Regions from separate parts of the Homo sapiens genome. Here region 1 is linked to region 2. Evidence: chromatin loops called from intact Hi-C (ENCODE). Cell type or tissue: psoas muscle. All regions are shown on one strand.

Region 1 (8,000 bases), 480 kb before region 2:
TCTCAGCCTGGGTTACTGTTTTAATATGTTGCTCTATTGCTTTCCCGTCACCTCTAACTTTATCCTTTCCCCCAGCTGTGAGTCATCTATTGCTGAAGGTATGCCTAATTCCTAAAGACAGTTCTCTGCAAATAGTAGTGTGTGCTTTAAATGAGTAGGCTCATGAGTAGGCTGTGCTTGGTCAGGCAAAACAGAAGACGACTGTTATAACAAACTTGAGGGTACATAGATTCATTGAGTACTTGTATGTGCCAGCTATTATTAGGCACTGTATATATATTATCTCTTTTAATCCTCACTATAGGAAGATAAGGAAATCAGGGTCTAGCAATAAGTTAGTTAATATTCTGTGTCTTCCTTGATCAGGTTGGGACACCACGCTCTGTGTTCCAGTGACACTTCTCTTGGTAGTACCAGGCATGCTTATAATTAATGGTTTGTAATAGATTATTTATATTTAATGGAGGCCAGAAACTGGGATTATTTTATCTGTTATATCCTCAGTGCCTAACACAGTGACTGGCACCTAGTATGTGCCTAGTAAATATTTGTCAATTCACTGTTCATGGCCACACCTCTAGTAAATAGCATGGCTGGGAGTATGACCCAGGTCAGTCTCATTCCCAAGTCCAGCATTTCTCACGGTATCTTGTTACTCACATAACACTGGACCCAGTATATTTTTGTAATATTTCCCTGCTTGCAGTTTTATTCTCTGCTTGTTTGTTTTATTTTGATAATTTTCTGACTTCCTAAACTTAAAAGCACTGGGTTAAGACCATATTTGGAAGAAGAATTTCAAAGTTGGAAGGAACTGAGAAGCACAGTCTATTCTACCATCTAACTCTTGGTATTTTTTTTTTTAATGTCATCCTTTATTAACTATCCCAGTGAGAAGGATCTAACTTTCCAAAGAAAGCTATTCCATCATTTGGCAGCTTTGACTCTTAAAATTTCAACTCAGAATGAGAAAGCATTTCAACAAATTCTTATATGAGATGTATCTAGACTCCTTAGAATCTTGGTTGTTTCCCTGAATTGGTTTCCACATCCCTCCTAAAAGATGGTTCCTTGAACAGATGTCACAAAGTTTTAGGGTCATTGAATCAGCATAACTCTGTATTGTCCTCTTTTAAGTACCCTAAAACCACCGTAGCACTTGTGGCAGCTGTTTTCATCTGTGCCCCCATTTACAGGCATCTCCCAAGTTTCTGTGTTGGACCAAGGCCTGCGTCAGGTGCTGGATGTCCAGAGATGAATAAGAAATTGTCTCTGGCAGAACTGGCTCATGTTCTGATTTGTATTACAGTTATGGTTCAATAAAGCCATCAAGTTCAGAAAGAAACACATGTGCCCTTATGAAACTGTATCTCTCCCAGCCTTTACATTTGTACTTGACTTTTTGGTTCATTGCAGTTTTCTGTGTGGATCCCAGGTATTTTTCCTTTGGTTAGATTTGGCACATCATTATTGCCTGTCAGGAACTTTTGAATTGATTCTGTCAGCTGCTGTGCTTACTGTCTCTTTAAGCTTTGTGTCATATAACATTTTTTCATTTTGCCCTTTATCTATCTTTGCTCATGTTATTGATTAAAAAAAAATAATAAAATACTTGATCTAAACAGGCCTAAGGACAGACCCCTCCAGGTGACTAACAATCGTTCAATTACTTTATTTATTTATTTTTTGAGACAGAGTCTCACTGCATTGCCGAGGCTGGAGTGCAGTGGCACGATCTTAGCTCACTGCAACCTCCACCTCCCAGGTTCAAGCAATTCTCCTGCCTCAGCTTCTCGAGTAGCTGGGATTACAAGTGTGCGCCACCACACCTAGTTAATTTTTGTGTTTTTAGTAGAGACGGGGTTTCACTCTGTTGGCCAGGCAGGTCTCAAACTCCCGACCTCAAGTGACCCGCCCACCTTGGCCTCCCAAAGTGCTGGGATTACAGGCATGAGCCACCACGTTCGCTGTCGATCACCCAAATCACCAGATCTTATACTGCACTCAGCACAATTTTTTTTTTTTTTTTTACTGTTTAGTGCCCAGTCTCCCTTGCCAGTTCTTCCAAGTGAACTGGAAAAACCTTTTGTCAGGTTGTTCTCCAGAAATCTTGTATACACTCACTCACATAAGGCAAATAAGCCTTAGAGGTTTGTTGAGGCCTTTGGGTTCAAGGATTATGTAGATCTCCTGGCCCATGGAATATTTGAATCCTTCTGCACCAGCCTTACTGAGTCATGATTCTGATTTAGCTTCCACACTTCAAGTGATCTAAAAAAATAATCTATTTGCAAGCAGAGAAGGAAGCCTTTTAAAAAAAAGGTATTGGGGGAAAATCTTGCTAAAATAGTTATGAAATTTACTTGGAATAATAAGTGAGAACAGGCAAGGAAACACTGAAAAATAAAAACAACAAGGGAGTTGTTTGCAGTAACACACATAAAACATACTATAAAGCTATAACAATGTGGAAGTGTGGTCCTGACTCAGGAATTTACAGACGAATCAATGAAATGGAGTGAAAAACCCAGAAACAGAATAAAGTACACATTAAAATTTAGTGTATGATAGATGACATTTCTTTAAATCTCTGGGGAAAGATAGATTATAGTATTGGAGCACTTGGCCAAACATTTGCAGAAAATAAAGTTAGATTTGTGCCCTATATCAATACATTAAAATAAATTTCAGATAGATTAAATATTTAAATATATAAACATAAAAATACATCATAAAATATATCTTCTTTTAGCACAGAAAATATCTTGCTCAGGATACATGTAAAATAGAGTTCATAAAGGCAAAGATTTTGCTACTTGAACTTTTTAAAACCTTTATGTCAAAAGGAAAAAAAAACCTTTATGTCAAAAAGCACAATGTACAAATTAAAGGGCAAACACTTTTCTCTGATTATTTTTTTTGCAGTGTAGGATAGAGATTAATTTCCTTAATATACGGTGTTTATAAATCTATAAACAAAGTGAGCATCCTAATAAGAATGGGCAAAGAAGAAATACAAACAGTAAACATTAGAAGAATGTTAACCATCTTACTATCAGAAATGCAAAATACAAAATGAGTTGTCTTTTCTATCTCAAATTGGAGGAGATACTGTTTGTGAAGAGGGTAAGGGGAAATAGGCACTTCATGCACTATTGGTACTTTTCTGGCAAAATATATCAAAATCTATTTAAGTCATGTGTACTCTTTGACTTGTCCCTTTCCTTCCTGGGAATTTATCCTAACACAGTAATTAGGAATGCATACATCTTAGTGTCATTTGTTAAAGGGAAAAGAAATGGAAATTATCTGAATGCCTGACAAAGGGGGATTGGTTAATTAAATCACAGTACGTCTACTCAAGGGAATATTGTGTGGCCATTAATCTATGACTTAGAACAGGGATTGTAGATAAGCTTAATCGGCCACACCCAGCCTGTGATTGATTCATAGTCTCTTCTTGGAACACTGTGTTGAGAAGGATTCTGAGGCCAGCCATCTTGGCTCAGCAGGGAAGAGTGCTGTGGTGAGTGAGGGATTTTGCCATGGAGAAGGAGAAGGACCCATAGCAGTTTGTCAGGTATTGGCTTCTCCTATTGTAGTAGAATAATGATAAGGGGAATTATTTAGCCTATATTAACAACAACAGCAAAATGAATATAGAACTATATACTATATAGGCTTACTTTTTGGGGGGAAAGTCTGTGAGTTGAGAAGAATGACTTAAACATACAGGCAAACATACATGGTATTGAAGCGGTTGGTCAAACATTCACAGAAAATAAAGTTAGATCTTTGCCTTATATCATACACTGAAACAGAATTTAAGAGTCTGTGAGTTGAGAAAAAGGCTTAAACATAAAGAGTATTATCAATGGTTATTTTTGGTTAGTAGGCTTATGGATAATTTGTTTACATTTTTGAGGGCTTGCTTTTCTTTCTCCGGTTTTCTACAAAAAGTATACTGTAATTGGGAAAAAATATATAAGCATATACTTAAAAATATTAATGGAGAAAAACAGTAATAGAAATTGTCTAAAATATGGGCATGTTTTAAAGAATTCTAAGTCTCTAGATTTTGTTGCTTACCGACTCCAGATTTTTGGAGAAGCTGTATCTACCCAGCCCCACAGCATCTGGAAGTTGATGAGTCCTGTGTGACTTCAAGAGTCCCTGCTTGTGTTCCTTTTCTTTGTGCCCTCAATTTAATTCAGTAGGCATCTGTGGATATAAGAGACAAAGATACATTTCCTGTCTTTAAGAAGTTTACTTTCTAGAAGAGAAGACAGACATATTACAGTAATAGTAGCAGCAATAGTAATGAGAACAAATACTTACATAGTGCTTTTTATATGGTAGACATTGTTCTCAGTGCTTTATATGTCCTTACTCATTTACTCTTTACAGTGGCCCTGTGAGACAGATAACCTTATTGTCCCTATTTACAGAAGAAACTGAGGCATAGAGAGGCTAAGTAGGTGGCTAAGCCAGGTTCAAACCCAGGTAGTCTGACTCCAGAGTCAGTTTAACCACTGCTTCCTCTCAGTCACTCTCAGTCAGGTATTGTTCAGTTGCCTTACACCAGATTAGCTCATTTCCATCTCAGAACAAACCTTCCTGTCTTGTTCATCCAAGGCTTAATCGGCATTTCTTGTATGTCAAACACCGGGGGAGGGCATGCAGCGTGAATGCAAAGTAGTTCTGTTCTTAGTGCCTGGGCATAGGTTTGTTGAAAGGTTCAGGTATAGAAATGTGAGTAAAGTATCATGCTGTGTAAAGTTGGTGGTGATTGTAGGATGCCAGAGACTAGGTCTGCTTTTCTTTGGTATCTGCCTCTGAATCAGCTCCAAAGAGGAGGAAGAGGGAGGGCATTTTTGGATACAGAAAATCTTATCTTCTTTGGTAAGGGGAATAACTGGCCCTTGATCTGAAGTGGGAAGTAAGAGAAACCCTTTTTGGATGGGTAGTAGGATAACTATGTTCAGGGCAACAGAGTGAATTGCCACACCAAGGGGTAATGGTGGCTAATCTATAGGACTGGTGGAAAGATCGTTTAGTGCTACAAAATGCTTCGGGAGCCTCTGAAAGGCAGCTTGTGACTGCAAGAGTAAGGGAACCCTGTAATGAGATCTGAATCCAAGATTGATTTTTGTAATGAGGAAATCGATTTCCCAAGGAAATTGTGTGACAGTATGATGTTTGGATGAGTGTACTTCTTGGTTGGTCTGTTGTAGACACTTTGACAGATTGCCTTGTTGTCTAGATTGTTGCTGTTTGCTCCTCATTGCTGATAGTGCCCCTTTCCTTCTAATGATGTCTTGTTTTCCCTCCTAGGTTCATGGAATCCGAGCTGGACCTAAATGACATCATTCAGGAGATGCACGTGGTGGCCACCATGCCAGACCTGTACCACCTTCTGGTGGAGCTGAATGCTGTACAGTCGCTTCTCGGCTTGCTCGGACACGATAATACAGATATCCTTTCAGATCTGACCTCAGTAGGAGAGCTGACATGGTGGGGAAGTGCTGTTACTCTTTCTCCTGTCTCTCTTTGTAGATGTGTGCTATAAAATCTGATGTTCTGTTTCCATTCTAATTATCTTCTGTCTTGAAACACACAATGCTTTTTACTCATTTGAAAACCTGGTTTTTCTCTATTAACAAATCTTGCAAATCTTGGGCAATCCTTAAAATTGTCCTATTTGCTCTTATTAGTACTAGAATTCATCGTGATATATCTGTTCATACATTAACAGCTTTACTTTTCAGGATCTGGATTGGAAGGCCCCTTATGGGGGCAAAGCCAGACAGATTTGAATGTGTAAATCTAGGCATCTTTCTGCTGACTGATGGTCCAGTGGAGTTGAGACTAGAGATAGTGAACCATGGTAAAAAGCACATTTGGATGTCCAGGAGGACAGGGAAGCTGTTCTGTTTTGTTCATTCCTAGTTCCTAAAAACAAGGCTGAGTGTGGTGGCTTGTGCCTGTAATCCCAAGACTTTGGGAGGCCAAGGTGGTTGGATTACTTAAGGTCAGCAGTTTGAGACCACCCTGGCCAACATAGCGAAACCCTATCTCTAAAAATATAAAAATTAACTGGACGTGGTGGTGCACGCCTGTAGTTCCAGCTACTCGGGAGGCTGAGGCAGGAAAAGCTCTTGAACCTGGGAGGCAGAGGTTGCAGTGAGCCGAGATCATGCCACTGTATGCTACTCTGGGCAACAGAGTGAGTGGGACTCCATCTCAAAAAAAAAAAAAAAAAAAAAAAAAAGACTGAGTACACAGTAAATAGCATTTAATATTTGTTGAGTGCATGTTGGACCTAAACAGACAATCTAGGTTTGACTCTCAACCGCATTTTTGTGTGAAAGACGGTGCCCTTCCACAACTTGTATTCTTTTTTGCACAGATAGAGTTAATAACTTTTGTCTTTCAGTGTTATTTTTATTTTTATTTGTTTTTAGAGACAGGGTCTTGCTTTGTCACCCTGACTGAAGTGCAGTGGCATAATCATAGCTCACTACAGCCTCAAACTCCTAGGCCTAAGTGATCCTACTCCTTAGCCTCCTGAGGAGGGACTACAGGTGCATACCACCATGCCTAGCTAATTTTTTTTTTATTTAATTTTTTGGAGATGGATCTTGCAATGTTGCCCAGGCTGGACTCAATCTCCTGGCCTCAAGTGATTTTGCCTCAGCCTCTGGAGTAGCTTTCCATGTTACTGAGAGGATCAAAGGAGTGTATAAGTGCTGAGCACAGTTCTTGATACATAGTAGGTACTTGGTAAATGTTACTTGTCACTGAATCTGATTCGTGACTTCCAAAACCATTTTATACTTTATCTTGGCTATCAGGTGTGCAGTAGCTTTATTGCAAAGGCTTTTGATGTGCCTGTGGACAGGGTTATGTTCATTAAACCAAATTCTCTTCTAGTAGTTGTTCTGTTTGAATCCAGATTTCCAAAGGTAAGAGACAAATGTAGTTAGTCTGCTTGAGTGATATTCACAGGGAATCTGCTGTTGCTTCATGTTATTTTCATCTTTCTGGTAATCTCTCTCCTGAGAGCGTGTCTGACTAAGTTCTTGCCTGGCTGATAATTCTCATAGAAATAAATCAGTGAGTAATTTTAATGCAGGCTTCTTGAAGGGCAGTCTTAAGACATTTCTGATGCTTCATGTAATGTTAGATAGCATCAAGAATTGATCTGTTAGCTCCCAGATTTATGACTTTGTTCACCAGGGTTTGCTGTGGGGTTCTGGGTTGTATAAGAACCCTAGTTAGCTTGCTGCTGAGTGAGCTCAGTGTATGGTCTCATGAAATTCATTCAGTAGAGCTGCTGTGAGTGCTCATGATGTACCAGGCACTGTGCTAGGCCCTTAGGAACCATAAGCTGTGCTGGTTGCTCAAGCAGCATCAGTCAGTAAGTATATATTGGGTATTGTCTTGGTCTATTTGGGCTGCTATAACAAAATACCGTAAACTGGGTGGCTTATAAACAACAAAAATTTATTTCTCACAGTTCTGGAGACTGGGAAGTTCAAGACCAAGGCACCAGCAGTTTTGGTGTCTGGTGAGGGTCTGCTTCCAGGTTTGTAGATAGCTGTTTTCTCACTGCGTCCTCACATGGTGGAAGGAGTGAGGGAGCTCGCTGTGTCTCTTTTTAGGACACTAATCCCAAGGGCCCCACCTCCAAGTACCATCACATTGGGGATAGGCTTCAACATATGAATCTGTGGGGGGATATAAACATTCCATCTTTGGCAGGTAACTGCCATATGCCTAGCTCTATTCTGGGCACTAATGGTGTTCACAGACTCAGTGACTACGAGTTCTGGTTGTTACTTCACATTTCAGTTCACCTACAGAAGGGTAGATTTCAGAATCTGATCAGACCTTAGAGAGGACTTAGCTCAGTACCTTGTTTGTTTCTACTTAGTGACAAGTGTGAAGTCCAGATGTTGGACAGCTAACTTGAAGTTAAGACAGGCACTCCAGGTCTG
Region 2 (8,000 bases):
GGCAGGAGAGGCAGATTTGGACATGAGGGGCTGCTAGGAGACCTCCCTTGTCCAGCTCCCCCACTTCCTTGCAGGCTGAGGTCTTCTGTCTTCACTCATTCAGTGGCTAGGCCTGTGACCACTGGCTTGGACTGAAATTCTCCCAATTCTGGGCGTGGGAAGAAATGACTTGGGGAGGGGGAGTGTGTGGTCATGTTCTTCAAAGCGGGACCCTGGAGGGCATCTGGCCTGGCCAACGCCCTCAGTGCACAGTTATCTGAATGAAGGCACAGGGTGGTGAACTTCAGGCTACTCTAACCACTCAGAGACGCCGGATCATAAAAGGGGTGGCCTCAGGGGTGATGAGCTCCCTGTTCGGGTGTGTGTGTGTGTTTGTGTGCGCGTGCACATGCAAACAGTGCTGGAGAAGAAGCTGCAGGCTGCAGAGGAAAGTCCATGGGCCTGCTGGGAACTCACCATGTGAACATGGTAAGCCACTCCCCCTTTCTGGGCCTCAGTTTACTCAGTGGTAAAATGGGGTAGACATGAAGATTCAATGAGGGATAGAGGGTATATAATGGCTCTCAACCCCGAGTGGAAGTTCCTTTCTTATTCTGGGGCATCTTAAAGAGCCTATTCACTCACTTTATCTTCACAGATCCAATGTAGCACGTACTGATATTACCCCCCATTCAACAAATGAAGATACTGAAGCACTGAAGAGTTAAACATCTTGTCCAGGGCCACACCACGAGTAAGTGCTGGAGCCAGGAATGAACCAGGGCTGTCTGATGCAGGAGTGTGCCGTGCCCCACAGCTCCAGGCTGACAGGAATGTGTTGGTTCTCGGCACCGGCAGTCAGATGAAGCCACACCAGGTGCAGGTTCCAGAATCAGACCCCGAGATATGCAACCACAAGCAGGTAACATAATGTCTCCCAGCCTCAGTTTCCTCATCTGTGCAGTGGATGAAATCCTAGCACCTTCCCCATGAGTTCAGAAAGCAATGATGTTCACAACGGCTCTGGCCCAGGGCTTGGCACAGAGTTGGCGCTCAATAAGTGCAGCTCTTGGGGCTATGTTTTCACCCACTGAGCACTTATTGAGCACCAGGTCATGTGCTACGCCCCAAGGATGCCTGCCTGGCCTTTGAAGGATCGCCAGCTTGGTGTCCTTTCTCCAGAACAAAGCACCTGACTAGGGACGGGCCCAGAGTCGGGGCTTTCCTGTGGAATGTGGCCAGGCAGAACCCCCACACCCCAAGCCAGACACCCCTTTCACCTGGTGAATGGCAGCTTCCAGGCGGCCCAGGCGGACACGGAGCTCCAGCTTCCCCAGGAGGCTGTTGGAAGCGGTGACCAGAACATGAAGCTGCTCGTCCACAAGGCTGTACAAGGCAGTGGCTGCAGCCAGATGGCTCCTGGGAGGTGGGCGGAGGTGAGAAAAGGCCTCTGTTGCCCTCTTCACCCTGCTGTACTTCTGTCCCGCATAGGCCTGCCCCTCCATCTCTGTGGCCCCAGCCTGGGTTTCCAGCTAACTTGCTGTGTGACTGTGGGCAGGCCCTTCACCAAGGGCCTCAGCCTTGGTCTTCCATGGGACTGGGAGGACAAGAGAACACAGTAGGAAGTGAACTGACCCTCCCCCTTCCCTAGAAGGGAATGAAGCTGGCCGGACAGATCTGGGTTCAAAGCCCAGCTCTGCTGCCTTCTAGTAGGAGGCTCTGTGCAAATTTCTCAACCTTTCTATGTCTCTGCTTTTTATTCTGTGAGGTGGAGATAATCACAGAACCCACTTCATAGCATGGTTGTAAGGATTAAATGATCTAACGCCCTGGCCCTCAACTCTAGCTATACATTATAACCTGCCCTGGGAGCTTTAACAAATCTTAGTGCCCTGCCCCAGGCCAACAAAGTCAGACTCTGAGTGCAACCAACACACTGATGTTTCCCTTTTTTTTTTTTTTTTTTTTTTGAGACGGAGTCTCACTCTGTCACCCAGGCTGGTCACCCAGGCTAGAGTGCAGTGGCGCGATCTCCATTCACTGCAACCTCTGCCTCCTGGGTTCCAACGATTCTCCTGCCTCAGCCTCCTGGGTAGCTGGGATTACAGGCACGCACCACCATGCCGGGCTAATTTTTGTATTTTTAGTAGAGACAGGGTTTCACATATTGGCCAGGCTGGTCTTGAACTCCTGACTTCAGGTGATCTGTCTGCCTCAGCCTCCAAAAGTGCTGGCATTATAGGCATAAGCCACCACGCCCGGCTGAGACACTGATGCTTTCTAAAGCACCTCAGGCGGTTCCAGGGACAGCCAGGGCAGAGAACCAGCGCTCATGCGTGCAAAACACTTAACACAGTGCCCAGCGCACGATGTTTGTCAGGTCCGTGCTATTTCTATTGCAATGGTGGGAAGTAGCTGCAACATGCCTGCCGGCCCTGCCTCCATTTCACAGATGGGAAAACTGAGGTCAAGGGAGGGGAATCGACTTGCAGATGACAACCTGAGTTGGAACCCCACCCAGGGCTGTTTCTGCACATAATTTTAAAAAATGCTCAAAGCCACAAGTCACTAAGGAAGAAGTGTGGATGGGATTTCAGGCATGGTGATATTTGTGTGAAGGGAGGAATCTCCAACCCTGCTCTGCCCTCCTCTGCCTTCAGAGGGAAAATGGAAGAGAGAAGATGGAAGAAAAGCTTTTGACTTCCTGGAGGGTGCTTTGCTCTACCTCAGCCTCCCCATCTGACTGCAGCTCCCCACGGGTTGCCACCCTTGCAGGGAAGAGGTGTGGCCCAGGGTGCGTGAATAGGATAGAAAATCTCTGCCTGCCTGGAGAGGGAGGGACGGAGGGACGGGGACAGCCTAGGGGCTGCAGGGACCCGCTGCAGAACAAACGCCCACAGCAGCTCATGTGGGACCACAGTGACCCCTGCTGGAGATGCTGGTAGCTGCGGGTCTGCGGGGCCTCGGATGGACAGGAGGGGCCTGGGCTGGTGGGGCAGGTAAGGGTGGAAGAGGCTGAGAAAGGCAGTGCCAACCCCCACCAGGCACTGAGGGGCAGGGAGATGACCCCATACCAGTGCTGCCCGTGCGTCCATCTGTGTAAGCCTGCTCTCAAGTCTAGTGCAGCTCTGGGTGGTGTGTTCAAGATTCTGGGACCAGACTGCCTGGATTCAAGTCCGGGCCCCACCACATCCCAGCTATGTGACCCTGGACTAATCACTTACCTTCTCTGAGCCTCAGGTTCCTCCACTGTAAAATAGGCATAATATCTGCAGCTACCTCGGAGTGAATTAAGTGAGCTGGTATTTGTAAATCCCTGAGAAAAATGCTGGACACATACAAAGTGCTATTTAGGTCTTGGTTCTGTAAACAAAATGTTCTTAAAAGCTCATGCATACCAGCCCTTGACTTTGAATATAAGTAGCTGTGTTCTAAGAGGGTGAAAATACTTGCAATTACTGACCAATTTAATGACTGACTTTTCCCCACCCCCTAAATTTAAGAAAGCTGGGACTTTCCAGGAATGTCTATAATTTATTCTGGCTCTGAGACCCCTGAGACACCATGAGGTTCTCACAAGTGTGTCTGAGCAGCCTACCGGGAAAGGCAGGGCCGGGTAGGGGTTAAATGCCCAGAAGGCCTGGCTTCAAATCCCTTACCAGCCGCTGTCTAGCTGCTATTTCCCTTCGCTGAGCCTCAGTTACCCATCAGCCAAATGGACAATGTGGACCTCACAGGGTTCTTGCCAGAAATAAATGAGGCAGGCTCTTGCAGGGGTTCAGCGTGGTGTGTGGGTCAGAGAAAGTGCTTTTCCAAAAGGGTGACCAGAAATGGGTAGGCGACATCCTCTGATGCCCATCCCAGGCTCAAGATGGCTGGGGCTGAAGGAGGGAAAGCAGAGAAGGGGCGAGGAAATTGCCAGGGCTCAGGGCAGGTTTCTGTGACCAGGCGTCAGCCTGGGATACAGGCCCTGCAACTACTGCAAAGCTGGGCGCCCTCGGGGCTCAGCTATGTGTGCCCTAGGTGGTGTGGTCCCAGCTCCAAGCTCCTGGGCCAGAAACAGGATGGGGTGGAAGAGGAAAGGCCTGGACGTCTGTACCTGACATCAGGGCTGAAGTCCAGCCTGCTGGCATCATGCTGCAGCCTGGCCAGGGTGGCTCCACCTTCCCGCTGGAGGCCCAGTAGGCCGGGGTCCCTCAGCACAGCCTCCATCAGCTCCTTGGACTTGCTCAGGCACCTGGTAGCCTCCTGCCAGCGTAGGGAGGTGCCCTGAGGCCCCATCCCCACTCTCCCTCTGCAACCTTCCAAGGCTCCCCACACCCAGATCAAGTCCAACTCCCAGTTTGGCATTCAAGGTCCTCCAGAAAGTCTGTCATTTCTGTCTCTAAAACATCCCCTCTAGCCATGTCCCCTCTCGTCACCACGGCAACCTCATTGGTCCACCCTCCAGCATCTCTTGCTGGGACACCCATTCCAGCCTCTTCGCTGATCTCCCTGCTGCCCTCTGGCTCCCCCTACAGTCTGTTCTCCACATGGCAGTTGAACGGATCTCAAAGTGCAAATCTGATAACCCCTGGTTTAAAACTCTCCAGTGGCTTTCCCTGCAGGCTTCGAACTGAATCCCAGCCCAACTCTTCCTTGGTCCAGCTCCTGCTGCATCTAGAAGCTCCACTCATGCTTCTTTCCCACTCATTCTGCTCCACACTGGCCTCCTTGCTACTCCTGAACACCCCAGGTATAATCCCACCTCAGGGCCTTCACATGTGTTTGCCCCCTGCCTGGAGCACAGCCCCCCACAAAGGCAGGCTCCTTCTCAAACTTCAAGCCTCAACTTAAACTCCAGCTCTTCAGAGAGGCCCTCCTCCCTCCCTCATTATTCCCAATCTTACTTCCACAGGACTTGACACAATTTGGAATGACATACCCATTTATAATAGTTTGCTTTTTAAACTACCACCTCTGCCACAGCACCACGAGCCCCAAGAGGGCAGGGATAAGTCAGTTTGCTCCAGGCTGGTCTCCAGTGCAGGGTACAAAGTGGGTGCCCCTCAAATATGAGTCAAATGAATGATGAAAAACAGGAATAATGTCCTCCCCCTTTTCCCCAGGCCGTCCCCTTCTCGAAGCCCTTGGTCCATGGGGTCTGGGGTGTGATGTAGCTTCCCCAGTCACCATGCTCCAGGCTCACCTGCATCCCCCCAGGGGGGTCGGCCTTCTCGAATTCCTCGATGGAAGCTTGTAGCAGGGAAGAGGCCTGGTGGAGGTCAGCAAGGAAAGGGTCCAGCTTCTGCAGGACAGAGGACCAAAGGGCAGGTGTCAGCCCAGGCCAACCAGGAGGATGCCTCTTGCATCTCAGGAGCACAGAGGGGAGGTGGGAGGCAGTGGCTCTCCAACTCCAGGTGCATCAGAAGCATCTGGAGAGCTGGTTAAAACACAGGCTCTGGGCTCTGCTCCTGAGGTTCTGCTTCAGTTCCTCTGGGGCGAGGCATGGTAGAAAGTGCATTTCTAACAAGTTCCCAGGTGTTGCTGATGCTGCTGGCCTGGGGAACCACACTTTGAGAACCACTGGTGTTGAGTATGAGTGAGGGAGAAGAAAGGAGACAGGCCTGAGCGACTCCCAGGCCAGTGGGGATACCATGATTGGTAAGGAAAGGAAGAGGGCAGAGTTAGGGGAACATTTTCAGCTGAGTCCCACTTCGGCCCAGCTCCATCACTTACAAGCTGTGAGACCTTGGGCAAGTTACTTAACCTCTCTGTGTCTCTGCTTCCTCCTCTTTAAAATGGAGATCATAGTAGTTCCTGCCTTATAGGGTTGTGTGAGGATTAAACCCATTAATATATGCAAGGCACTTAGAACAGAGCCCAGCCCATACTGTGTTTATCATCATTCTCACTTCCATGTAGTGGGTCTACAGGTAAGATTTCATGTAAAGGAAAGGGTTTAAAGCTAAAATACAGTTCAAAAACCAGTGGATTCATTGGAGGCCTCTGGAAAGGGAAGCTAGGACCCTGGGGGACAAGCGGAAAAGGAGATTGTTCAGTAGGTATCTTTTTGGACCATTTGAAATGTGAATATACTTACTGCCTATTCAAAAACACACAATTTTAAAAAGATCACTTGGGCAAAAAGTAAATAAGCCACCATGTTACACTGTTAGTATAGACCGGCGGTTCTCAATGAGGGGTGACTTTGCCCCCGGGGACATTCAGCAATGTCAGGAGACTTTTTTAATTGTCATAATTTGTGGGGTGCAAACAGTGGGTAGAGCCAGGGCTGGTACCAAGCATGCCGCAATACACAAGACAGCTCCCAACAAAACAGAATTGCTCAACCCCAAATGTGAATAGGTTAAGGTTGAGCAACCCTGGTCTAGAGAGGACCCGGGGCGGGCATTGATGGGCATCGGTTTCGGTGTGGTTTAAGCCCACCGAAAGGCACCCTCGCCCTATGTGTCCTCGTGTACTAAATTGGGTATGAAATGCCCCCTCTTGGGGTTGTGGGGAGGAGGGACTGTGATTACACAGGAAAGGAGCCCAACACTGGCGGCTGCCTTATTTCCTCCCTCTTATAGGAGGGAACCAGACCCTGAGCTTCCTGAGTTGTGTGGGTCCATAGAGCAAGTGCCTGTAAATTTATTTTATTTTATTTTAAGATTCTTTTTGAGACAGAGTCTCACTGTGCCACCTAGGCTGGAGTGCAGTGGTGTGATCTTGGCTCACTGCAATCTCTGCCTCCTGGGTTCAAGCAATTCTCATGCCTCAGCCTCCCGAGTAGCTGGGACTACAGGTGCATACCACCATGCCTGGCTAACTTTTTCTTTCTTGTATTTTTAGTAGATATGAGGTTTTACCATGTTGGCCAGGCTGGTCTCAAACTCCTCACCTCATGTGATCCACCCATCTCGGCCTCCCAAAGTGCTGGGATTACAGGTGTGAATCACAGCGCCCGGCCCTGTAAATTTATTTTCAGTTAACATAGACCTAGCTCTTTACCCGTATTAACTAAATTAATCCTCACAAAAACCCCATGAGGAGGTACTATTATTATCCCCTGTTTAGCTGATGAGGAAACCAAGGCTCAGAGAAGGTAAGTAACTTATCCAAAATCACACAGCAGAGCTGGGATTGCAATGTAGGCAGCCTGGCCCCAGAGCCTGAGCTCTTAATCATTTGACTCTGTACCTTCACTGTAAACATTTGTTGAGTGACCGTTTATTTTTTAGCATAGCAGGGTTGATGGATCCATGGGACAGAAGAGTGAAGAGAAGAAGAGAAGGAGTGGGGGTCAGGGGCTAAAGGCTGTGACGGTAAACACCTGGAAGAAATGAACCCACTCGGTGTGGCAGTAGGGGAAGGGGCCTTCCAGGACTGCGGGCAGCTGGCTGGGGTCCACATGGTGGCTGAGGGCCTTCAATGAGGTCAGCACCTCCACCTGCAGACCAAAGAATCAGGAGAACCAGGGACTCAAAGTGAGGACAGTCATTTTAGAAGGTCCTGCCCAGATCCCTGCCCCAGCACCAGTTCATTTCCCACAAGTAAGGTTGACTCCAGCTTTAAAAGTTGCTTTGCCAGCAACCAATCTTCTCTGGAAACTCTGACAAATCAAAATTCAGAACCAGACCCTGGTTAGGGAATGGCAAATAAACAGCACTCATACTGCCACTCTCCTAGCTTGTGCCCAAGGCAGACATCATTAATCAATCATAGCACTCGTTCCCTCTGAGCTTGGCTCTTTCCCAGTACAGCTCTCCGGGCAATCATACAAACTGATGGAAGCTGGCCCTTGTGATGAAACTTCTTTGTAATCTTTGCACAGTTCCCTGAGGAGCCAAGAGCTGTTTCCTTCTTGGGGCTGGTGAGAAAAGTCACTAAATCCCAACAGTGTCCTCTAAGACATGGAAGAACTAGGTGACTGCTTCTGCCAGGCAGAGAAATTTGAGGTTTATGCTGGGAATAGCTCCAGATACCTAGGCTTGGGATTTGGTGGATTCTGTGGTTTTTTTGGACCCACCTGATATTCC

Evidence for each region. Peaks named below come from ENCODE experiments on the same cell type or tissue, not always from the same donor. Only the 100,000 strongest peaks of a DNase experiment are listed, where the experiment ranks them.
Region 1: it touches region 2 in a loop (2.1-fold over the local background); 10 of 110 quality-filtered maps call a loop at or near these places.

The regions. Positions count from the first base shown.
Region 1 is chr20:37,741,134-37,749,133 of GRCh38, forward strand. CTNNBL1 (catenin beta like 1) reads left to right here. Exons shown (of 16, transcript NM_030877.5): 4 at 5,335-5,474. LOC124904895 (a long non-coding RNA gene) reads left to right here and starts at 6,264. Exons shown (of 2, transcript XR_007067575.1): 1 at 6,264-8,000. In psoas muscle, no CTCF peak of the experiment used is centred here; no DNase peak of the experiment used is centred here; H3K27ac peaks cover 514 bases.
Region 2 is chr20:38,218,371-38,226,370 of GRCh38, forward strand. It overlaps KIAA1755, which reads right to left. Exons shown (of 14, transcript NM_001029864.2): 8 at 7,295-7,411; 9 at 5,168-5,266; 10 at 4,079-4,227; 11 at 1,260-1,398. Among named protein-coding and RNA genes, the nearest start is that of KIAA1755, 38 kb to the right of the region's middle. RefSeq lists enhancers at 1-344, 759-1,260. In psoas muscle, CTCF peaks have their summits at 2,901 (motif pointing left) and 4,493 (motif pointing left); DNase peaks (open chromatin) are centred at 2,901 and 4,471.